2 separate regions of the Homo sapiens genome follow, and region 2 is linked to region 1. Evidence: chromatin contacts called from ENCODE Hi-C or POLR2A ChIA-PET data. All regions are on one chromosome and are shown on one strand. Each heading gives the region's core, a stretch centred on a gene start or an enhancer-like site at or near the end of the contact. The rest is flanking DNA. Distances are from core to core; before and after follow the strand shown.

Region 1 (5,286 bases), core at 1,914-4,413:
TAAATGCCCTGAAAGCTAACTTCAAACCATGTGCAAATTTAGAAATACGTTTTAAATGCACCTATTTCCTTAAACTACATTATTTAAGTCTCATAACATCACACAATAAAGTGTAATCTTACAGATTAACTTGAAATTTCTTACACCCACTTCTTCTATACTCACTGTGTAATAGTTGATTTGACTGATTAAAGAACATGGCTATAAGCACCAAAATCATTTATTTATTTTCCATGTGTTGCAGTGGTTAATAACACTGTTTGGAATGAAAAGCAGCATAGCCTTGGTGGTGTAGTAGACCCACGTTTAAATCCTAGCTGTACTGCCTATTAGCTGGGTGGACCTTGGACAAATTTTCTCTCTGTGTACATTTACAAAATAAGGATAATAAATACTTAGACTTATAAATACTTATTCCTATGAGGATTAAACCCAATAATGTACACTTAACAAAAGAGTCAGAATATAGTAAGTGTTCACTAAATGCTTGATACCATTCATATCACAGGCCTTGGGAGGTCACTGTGCTCAGTGAGGGAACCTGAGTTCTTGCTCATCTATCTGCTTCACCTTAAGAGAGAAGCTCACCTAGGAGTTGAGCATGGTGTAGGCCTGGAAGCACTTTTAACATCTGAAACATCTGCTGAATTCTTTCGAACTCAATATTATAAGGTTTCTGTTTTCATTTAATTTCCACACTTAATATACTTAAAGGAAACACTAAGAAAAGACTATATTTTATTACTTTTGAATCTCCAGGACTGTCCAGCATAGGGCTCTCATTCAGTGCTTTTCATAATAATGCACTTAACACATAAGAATGGTAACTGCCAGGAAACTATAGCATAAATGTTTAGTCAGTTAAATACATCAAAGCCAGACAGCAGTGAATAACAGGATAATTAGAAAAATGAAGTCAGATACGAAATAGCAAACAAAATCTCTTTCAAAACACATCCTTTGTGGTGAGGAGGAATGTGAACTCAGAAGCTAAGGCCATGTCTCAGCCGTCCTGGTGGGTGAAGCATCCATTATTGAATCTTTCTAAGACTATTAAGACTAATAATCTGGAATTTTAAAGGTCTACATTCTAACCATTTCAGGAAATTCAGTTGTAAAGGTGTTTTTAAAATTAAAGTAATGGAAACAAAGGGCTACGAAAAATATAAAATGGTCTGTTTTGCTAGTATCTAGCAGTACTGTGTGGATGATGAATTAATGCAATGCAGAGTGAAAGTGGAGGAGAATTGTTGTGAGGAGGGACTGATAATATCAAACCTCAGTGATCCAAATATCAAGCCCCCCGACCTGAGGAGCGTCACGATCTAAAAAGACAAGCACAGCTGATTTTTTAAAAATAAATAAAGAAGTACCTTTGTGGGATCTACATGCCATGGGAATTGAGTCCTGTGCTTTAGCAGATAAAGAGGGTCTAAGAAAGTACATATAATAAAAAGGCTAACTTTTATGAAGACTTTACATTGGGGACCCAGAAGAATATTTGTGTTGTGCTAACCTCCAACTGTAGACAAATTATTTCTCTACACATGGAAAAATTAATGTGGCTGTACTGTCAAATAAAAGTACAAGAATAAATCCTTGTAATAATTCTATAGAAGCTAACAGTCCCTTGTTTTCCGATCTGCATTTATTACAAAACCAAAAGTCATCTGTCTTATCCTTATACATTCACATAGACACAATGAACAACTACTGACTTCAAAGTATTTCTAAATTATCTAATTATTCTAGCAGTAAACATTTAAAAATCACACTGAAACGAAGATGAATACTGTCATAAACAAAATATTAAAATAAGACAAAACACAGTATATTTTATCCTTCCTTACCCATTAAGCATCACAGAAAACGAGTTAGGAAAATGTCATATGGTACTACCAGCCACTATACTTATAATTCGTAATTAAAATGAATTTAATATTTTCTTAGGATTTACTTAATGCAGTCAACATGGTATTCTCACTTGTTGGAAAAGATACTGGTTTACATTCCATCCAAGCAACTTAGTAACACCTACATGTCAGAACAAAATCCAACAGTATTTAAAGAAACTTTCTTTTAAAAAGAGTCTAGCACCTAATAAATAACATTCACAACGTTTTCCATCCTATCAAAAAATTACCAGCCAAGTGCAATGGCTCATGTCTGTAATCCCAGCACCTGGGGAGGCTGAGGTGGGCAAATTGCTTGTGCTCAGGAGTTTGAGACCAGCCTGGACAACATGGCAAAACCCCATCTCTACAAAAAATACAAAAAATTAACCAGGTGTGGTGGCATGCACCTGTGGTCCCAGCTACTCAAGGAGACGGAGGCGAGAGGATCACTTGAGCTGGCACCACTGCACTCCAGCCTGGGTGACAAAGCAAGACCCTGTCTCAATCAAACAAACAAACAAACAAACAAAAATACCAAAGAAAAAAATATATGATCCAAACCAGGAGAAAAACCCAAAGAAACAGACCAGAAATGACTCAAGTAGACATTATAATGATAAAAAATATATCTGAAATATGGGTTTAACAGCAGACCAGACACAGCAGAAAAACATCAGTGAACTTGAAGACACAGCAACAGAAACTATTGAAAATGAATCAGAGAGAAAAAGATTGGGAGAAATAAAAAAACAGGGTACCAGTGCCCTGTGTGACAGTATCAAGCAGTTTAACCATGTGTTACTGGAGTCCAAAACTAGAGAAGGGAGGCACAGAAACAAATCTCTGAAGAAGGGCTGAAAATTTTTCAAATCTGGAGAAAACCATAAGCTCGCAGATCCAACAAACTCTGAGCTAAAGAACTATAAAGAAAACTCCCAGTCTGTTGTTATGTACATCATAACCAAATTGCTGAAAACCAATGACGAAGAGAAGAATATTAAAAGCAGCCAGAGAAAACTTAGTTTGAGGGCCTTAGCTTAGAAGTAACATATTAATAGGAGGGAAAGAAATCAAGCAAAGTTTTATTCTTTTTTCTTTAAAACAAACAAACAAACAAACAAAACACTTATACACAAAATCCAGAAAAATACTAGTGGTAAGTTCAAAAGAACTTGCATCATTTCAATTAACTAACCGTAAGCATCCAAAACCTCATTTTGTAATCGTTCATGTGAGATGAGCTAATGTGGTCAGCCGACCAGTTCAGAATGTTTACATGTATACCAATGATTTGGGATGAGCAAAGTAGTACAAGGTCTACATCAGCTGCCCTGAAACATTTGTCTTACTTGTGTTTAATAACATGCAAATGTGAAATGTCTTTCTGGTACTAAACTTCTGACAGTCACGTAAAACATTTCACTCTTTTACCATAAAACCCTGCTAAAGTACTATTATTACACTACAGTCTGGTCTAGGCAAAGTATGTCTTGAACTCAACCCAAGGGAGTTTGGTGTAGGTTTTAGAGGAAAAATGTGTGAAAAGAAAACAAAACAAAAATTCAAGTTACTTAGGGTTAAATAGTTCTGCTCTGACATATTAGGTAAACCACAATGGTGCCTGAAATAGCTATCTGTAAAATGATGAAGTCGGATTAGATGAGTCTGAAAACATCTGTGGTTCTGCAAAAGCCACCCCTGCCCCCCAACACCACCCCCGCCAAAAAAACCCAAAACACTTCATTTAGCGACATCCTTCGAAATAAATGGATATTTTAACCACTTGTGAAGTATAATATTCATCTGTATGAAGTTCTCTCATCCACCTCCACCTATTCTCTATTAGGTAATAAGTATTAGGGAGATTTCTGCTATTGGGGGAAAGAGAGGAGGGACATAGGCAGAAGGGATAGATTTTCTAGGTTTCCTTTTTCTTTAAACAATGTGTATAGCTTGCTTGGCCTGAAGTATTAATCAAAGGGAGCTAAGCTCAGTTTGAGGTTGTATGTTTGGTTCATACTACAAGAGCCAATTTATTAATAAGTTATCCATATTACACGAGTCAATTTATCAATGTTAGTTATCTTTATCATCAATCTACAGCTGAACATTTATCAGCTCACCTCCAGGTGAACGGTCAAACCTCGAGCTTATCCAACATGTACTATCTAACTTTTGCACTGTTTCAGAGCATAGGGTCTTTACAAACCTAACTAATCTTGCTTATTTTTCAAGATAGACATTTAGACTTGTTTTTTAATGAAAATTCATCTTTTTAAAACAAATGTAGATTTAAAAAAAAAAAGATTTCCTATGGAAATGAATAAGAAGCTATCTCCCCAACAATTACTGAAGAGCAGGAGCCTGTCATCCTTACCACTGCTTCTCCGGTGTCTAGAACAGTGGCTGGTGCAGATTATGTGTTCAAAACTACTTGCTGATTGAATAAACAAATCAAGTAAGTTTATCTTCTATACTTTGGATTTAATCATTATCCAAATCCTTTTAAAATACAATAACATTTCACTATTTTTAAAATATATTTTTTAAAGGCTACAAGAATGAAGGATTGTTGATTTTTGCCAATAATGAAATCCCTACGCCCCCACACTTACTAGTAAGAATACAAGTTTTAATCAAATTATTGTTTTCTTGTAAACACTTTAATTTAGAAGTCTTATCCAATGCCACTGGAACTTGTGCTTGGACAGTTAATTAAACATACATACAAAAACATTAACAATGAAACATGCAGACAAAAAAAATATACTGTGGCAGCTGTTACTTTGGGGGTCCCTGATGAAACCGGCCTCCTCATGGTCACAAACCTGCATATCTACGCTTGAATGTGGAATGACTTTGTGACTGCTTTAACCCAAGCAATGTAGCAAAAATGACACTGGACCAGTCCCGGGCCTAAACCTTAAGAAGGCCACCTGTGTACTGCTGGGAAAGCTAGCCACCAGGTAAGGAGCCCAACTTAGGTGGAGAAGTGCATGAAGGAGAAGCTAGCTAGCCCAAACTTGGGGAGCTCCCAGCTGACAGCCAGCACCAACTTAACTTGCTAACCCTATGAGTGAGGCTATTTTGGATCTCCATTTGTCCCTGCTCTGCAGCCAACACCGTAAGTAGCAGAAAAACCACTCAATACCATGACAGCTAATAAATGGTTTTTATTTTAAGCTGTTAAACATTGGTATGGTTTGTTAAACTGTAATATGTAACTGCCACACATACAAACCTTACATTTTATTTTTGCTTTAAACCCATGAGTGGGTTTTAATCAACCACTACTTTAATGAGGGCTACAGCCTTGTCTTTTAGTGCGGGTCCACTGATGGAAGTTCCGAGTCAACTCTCTGGCTTATCAGATGTTGCACAATGCATCATC
Region 2 (5,286 bases), core at 1,407-3,906, 51 kb before region 1:
AACATTATACAAAAATACTAGAATGTACTTATTCAACAAATATTGAGTGCCTATTACGTACTAAGCAGCAGCAAACAAAACCAGTAAAAGCCCTCCAGTGGATGGAGAAACACAATAAATAAAACAAAAATGTGAAATGTATTTCAGGTTATTGGTAAGTGCTATGGAGAAAAGGAACAGAGAAAAAAGCTAAGGAGTTGTGGGTAGGAATTTCCATCTTAAATATACCGAGAAGGTAACATCTGGATAAAGACCTGAAGGAAGTGGGGAAACAAGTCATGAAAATAACTGGGAGGAAGAGCACTCCATGCAGAGGGGCCAGCTGGTGAAAAGGGCCTAAGGCTGGAACATGCCTGGCCCGAGACAGTGAGGAAGCCACTGTGGCTGGGAAGCGAGCACAGGACAGGAGGGTCTAGAAGGAGGACAAAGACGTAATGAGAAATAGGACCATGTCAGGCCTTGCGGGCCATTGTTAGGCAGTCTTACGTTTCCTGAGTAAGATGGGGAGCCACTGGGAAATTGAGAGAAGACAATGGTCTGACATACACTTTAACCAGACCATTCAGGCTGTGGTGTTGAGAATAAACTCTAGGAGGCTTCAGGCAGAAGTAGGGAGACTGTTTAGAGAGCTACTGCAATAACATACGTGAGAAATGACAACCTGGGAAGAGTGGAAGTGTGGAGTGCTTGAGAGGCAGAGGTCAGATTCTGGATATACCCTCAAAGGGCACCCAAAAAGAGTCGAGGTAGTGTGTGCAGGAAACAAAGGAGTCAGCGCTGATTCCAACACCGACTGACCCTGGGAGAAACAGTGTTTGAAGCCGGAGCTGCTGCTCTAATACAACAGATAAAATGCAGTGGAGTCCAGAACTAGAATAAAAGTGGACTGTTCACAAGAAGGGGGAATGAAAAAGCCCTGGAGCTTCTCAGGGCGAGGATCATGAAAGCAAAGGCCAGAGACTGCACTCTAGGGAATTTGAAGGACAAGCAAAAGATAGAAACACAAAGACTGACAAGAGGAAGTGAGGGTACAGTGACACTAAACAACATGAATTTGTAGTGAAACTAAAGAGTAACCTTTAAAAACATTTCTTCAACAAAGCTTGACAGGTTGGAAACAGAAAATGCAAACAGAAGGAATTAGGCAAAGCAGAATCATGGAAAAGTAAGGGGGGAGACATGTTGCAAATGACAATGAATGCCTTTTTTAAAAAGGCTGACTATGGGCACCAAGCTGAACAGACAAGCAAAGACAGCCTGGGGATCACAGCCTGACGGATGGAGTTATGAGAGGAGAGCAAGTTCACTGTCCACTCCAAATAAAGAGAGAGGATGTAAAAAGAACTGGCCATTAGAACAGAGAAGTGGATACGAGATTCCGAGACTGAACATAGGAGAAATCGGCAGAGTCAAGAACAAAGCTAAAGCTAGAGTCCTGCAGAAGTCACGCTGACGGGACCAGGAGACAGGGTAGGCAGCAGAAGCTGCTGCTCTAATACAAGAGACAAAATGCAATGGGGTCTAGGACTAGAATAGGCATGCTCTTATGAATGAGACTTTATAAAAGGGATACAGAAAAAATAAAATGCCTGATGAGACAAGTGGGAGAAGGTGGTGCCAAAAGACAGCAGCAGAATCTAAAGCACAGAAGGACACTGATCCTCATCTGAGCCAAAGCAAGTCCGAGGTGCAGTGGCCACCAGCAAAGACCACGGAGACGCGGCCTGTGCCCAGCGATCCCAAGCTTGCATGCAAGATGTTCATTTCCTAGAACTGACAGACCAGCCCTGCGACTCTGCACTGCTCTCTTCATGATTCCCCCTTGTTTACACTTCTATTCCTTCACCCTATATACACCCAATTCATAAAGAGAGTCTGTGATGAGCACTACATTCCCCAAACAGTGGCAGTAAAAATGCTTAAAATACTTCTTAAGTTCTGCATGTCCCCACCAAGACTGATATACGCGGGTATATTCTACTCTTGAAGGACTTACAATCTCCTTCCTTTTATTAGGGGGAAAAAGAGTTTATTCTAGGGCAGAAGTTCTCAAGTTCAAAGCTGACATCTGAGTGGATAATTCTGTTGTGGGGCTGTTCTGTGTGCCGTGAATGTGCGGCAGCCTCCCTCCCCCCGCCCACTCGCTGCCAGGAGCATCTTCCCAGTCATGACCATCAAGTGTCTCCAGATACTGCCCAATGTCCCCAAGGGGAAAAAATCACCCCTGACTGAGAAACACCACTCAAAACTTGGAAGAGGGTGCACATATGAGATATGGATAACTGCAATTTTCATGTAACTAAACATACAAACACATAGGAGAGAATCAGTGAGTAAATGGTGTGAGAGTGAGAAGGTGGGAGCGTCGCGTTCAGAAGCACAAGGATTCCTACCAGAAAAGCTTCCCGGCCTGTGCTTCTCCTCCCCGTATGTAATGAGTTATTTCTTTGGTGAAATTCCATTCTTCTTCTAACAGATTTTTTAAACTATGCGATGCTTGAGGTAATTGCTGTAGCATTTGGATCCAGCTTCTCATGTAATCAAAATACACCTTAAAACACAAAAAGTAAAGGGAGACATTTGAAAGTAGAACTTGGCAACTCAGCGCTCTCACCTGAAAGCTACACATCAGCAGGGTAAAGTGGGGGCGGGCCGGGGGCTGTCACAGGCACGCAGCACCGACAGAAGCAAGGTTCTCACCACTGTTAGCTGAGGTCTAAATGAGGATTTTTTAAAAAATCACAAAACTAACTCCCCAGCAATTTAACATATTATTGACAACCCCTTCAAAATCCTAACAACAAAAATGTTCACAATCTACAATAAAGGGGAAAAAATCAAAAGAACAGTACCCAGAACTTTTCATTATGAATGTACTGTCAACATTATTCCTTTAAGAGGTTAGGATCTTCACTTAATGACCTACTTTAGCTTGAAATGGTGCCTTATGTGCAGAGAGGAGGACGTCAACACCCTTCTTCGCACCACCCCTTCCTAACATCCGGATTTGCGTGATAAAATGTTTTCAAGGCTTGCAACATATAAATGATGATCTAAAACCAAAATATCCAGTTGTTCTGAAGTGGGATTTATGCCCACCACAAGTCCTATTACAACAGCTTTCCCGTTCTTAAATCCTCCTTTAGATTTATCCCGTGGTCAGCAGGGTTCAACTATCAAGCAGTTTTTCTCAACAGGTTTGCAATGGCCACCTTCTAGAACAACCCTGTCTATGGACTCCTTTACTTAAAAGAATAGCTTGACGGGGTAGGAGATATTTGAGTCACACATTCTCTCTCGGAACTTTTCAGACATCACTCCACTCCCTTCCAACCCCGAGTGTGACTCAGCGTGAAGCAGTCTGTCGCCAACCTGAGCGCCCACCCACCACTGCTCTCCCACATCCTGAAGGTGACTACACTCGGGTGTCCACACTCAGATGTTTACAGGATTCCTTTCTCTATCCTAGGTTTCAGTGTTTTCACCAGGCTACATCTCAGACTTCATTGTTGGGAAAGATATTTTTCTGAGATCTAGTAATAACTTTCAGTAGGCAAATCTGAAGTCTATTCTTTATCTCAAGACAACTGTCTTCTGCTGTATCGTTCACTGTGTCTGAGTCCTCCATCCTCCAGGTGTGTGGTGTGACTCTGAAGTTCTGGGTCTGTTATGACTAGAGTTGTGTGTGCAGAATCTGCAATTCATGGGTCTACAGTCCTCAACACGAGGCTCAGAACCGCCCTTTCACTTCTTGGTGAGCTCCCCCATCTCCGTGTTTTTCCTTCCTGAGGACAGCTTCTTCCTTGCGGCCCCCAAGGGGCAACTATCTGTCTTTTTCTTTTTCTTTCTTTTTTTGAGATGGAGTTTCCTCTTGCTGCCCAGGCTGGAGTGCAATGGCACGATCTCGGCTCACCGCAACCTCTGCCTCCCGGGTTCAAGCGATTCTCCTGCCTCAGCCTCCTGAGTAGCTGGGATTACAGGCATGCGCCACCACAACTGGCTAATTTCGTATTTTTAGCCGAGACGGGGTTTCTCCATGTTGGTCAGGCTGGTCTCAAACTCCTGACCTCAGGCAATCTGTCCACCTTGGCCTCCCAAAGTGCTGGGATTACAGGCGTGAACCACTGCGTCCGGCCAACTCTCTGTCTTTCTATGCACTCAAAGGCTGCAAAGTCAGCTTCCTCCTGTTCCCACTGCTTTTTTTTTTTTTTTTTTCTTGAGACAGGGTCCTGCTCTGTTTCCCAGGTTGGAGTGCAATGGCATGATCTTGGCTTACTGCAACCACTGCCTCCCAGGTTCAAGTGATTCTCCTGCCTCAGCCTCCTAAGTAGCTGGGACTACATGTGTACACCACCATGCCCAGCTGATTTTTGTATTTTTAGTAGAGACGGGGTTTTGCCATGTTGGCCAGGCTGGTCTCGAACTCCTGACATCAGGTGATCCACCAGCCTCGGCCTCCCAAAGTGTTGGGATTACAGTCGAGAGCCACCGCACCCGGCTCCAACTGCTCCTTTTAAACCATAATTTGTATATATTCTTCTTTAGAAAGCAAAACAAAAGACCCTACCCCTTTAAGATTTACGTCATCAGCCACACCACTGGCCCCCTCTTCAGACTGTCACCTATGGACTTCTAATCGGCCTTCATCTAACAGTCTTTCCTCCATCTCGGGCTCGGCCACCCTGCCGTGGCTTAGCATCATGCGGAAAACCCACCGAACACTTCTTCAGTCCAGCTTCCTGACTGCCTCCATCTCCAGTGGCCCTTTCTCCACTTTTGATGGGGTTCCACCTTGGATCTTGTCATTGCCAGAACTGCTCCAACCCCCAAATCACCAGTTCAAACACCTGATAATAAAGCCCCCTCTCCTCCTTCCAGGAGATTTGTTCAACCACTACCACTGCAACTTGTTTTAGCCCTGTCTGGAACCCAGTCCACTGACTGCTCATCTTTCTGCAACTCACAACCCCCTCCTTTGTTCGCTTTCCTCTGGCTTCAGTTCAGATCCCATGGGCTTATCCTTTCAACTGCACTGCTATCAGCATGCTGGCGTCCCCGCTGCTGCCTGCACCCTGCAGCCCCTTACTGTCTTTTCATCTCACCTGTTGGTCAAGACCCCAAAGCTGGCTTAAGCCTAACCATCCCATTCCCCCTGCCCACACTCAAGGAGCTGGGGGGACTAGTCATAATCACCAGCCACATAACATTTCTGGGAGTCATATTTCTATCTCTACTTAGCTCACTTTCCTTCTGTCTAGAGCCACCAGTTTGAAACTTCCCCATTTT

The links. A loop is a pair of places that touch in the nucleus more often than their neighbours do. ChIA-PET counts read pairs that join two places held with the same protein, here RNA polymerase II (POLR2A). Pooled maps may share reads with other maps.
Region 2: a map of CD4-positive, alpha-beta memory T cell shows a loop between it and region 1 (2.5-fold over the local background). The contact joins two enhancer-like sites. A Hi-C loop is called at or near these places in 2 of 168 maps with a recorded cell type or tissue (CD4-positive, alpha-beta memory T cell and endothelial cell of hepatic sinusoid) and 5 of 50 pooled maps. POLR2A ChIA-PET finds 5 or more read pairs at or near these places in 6 of 52 experiments (CD4-positive, alpha-beta memory T cell, T-cell, activated CD4-positive, alpha-beta T cell and 2 more).

The regions. Positions count from the first base shown.
Region 1 is chr6:161,027,573-161,032,858 of GRCh38, reverse strand. All of the region lies in intron 1 of MAP3K4 (mitogen-activated protein kinase kinase kinase 4), which reads right to left. Among named protein-coding and RNA genes, the nearest start is that of MAP3K4-AS1, 38 kb to the right of the region's middle. RefSeq lists an enhancer at 3,348-3,447. Within about 2 kb of position 3,163, at least 2 of the 41 ENCODE cell types and tissues checked have a DNase peak (open chromatin) inside an H3K27ac peak, as active enhancers do.
Region 2 is chr6:161,078,146-161,083,431 of GRCh38, reverse strand. It overlaps MAP3K4 (mitogen-activated protein kinase kinase kinase 4), which reads right to left. Exons shown (of 27, transcript NM_005922.4): 6 at 2,394-2,551. Among named protein-coding and RNA genes, the nearest start is that of AGPAT4-IT1, 81 kb to the left of the region's middle. RefSeq lists an enhancer at 2,735-3,934. Within about 2 kb of position 2,656, at least 5 of the 41 ENCODE cell types and tissues checked have a DNase peak (open chromatin) inside an H3K27ac peak, as active enhancers do.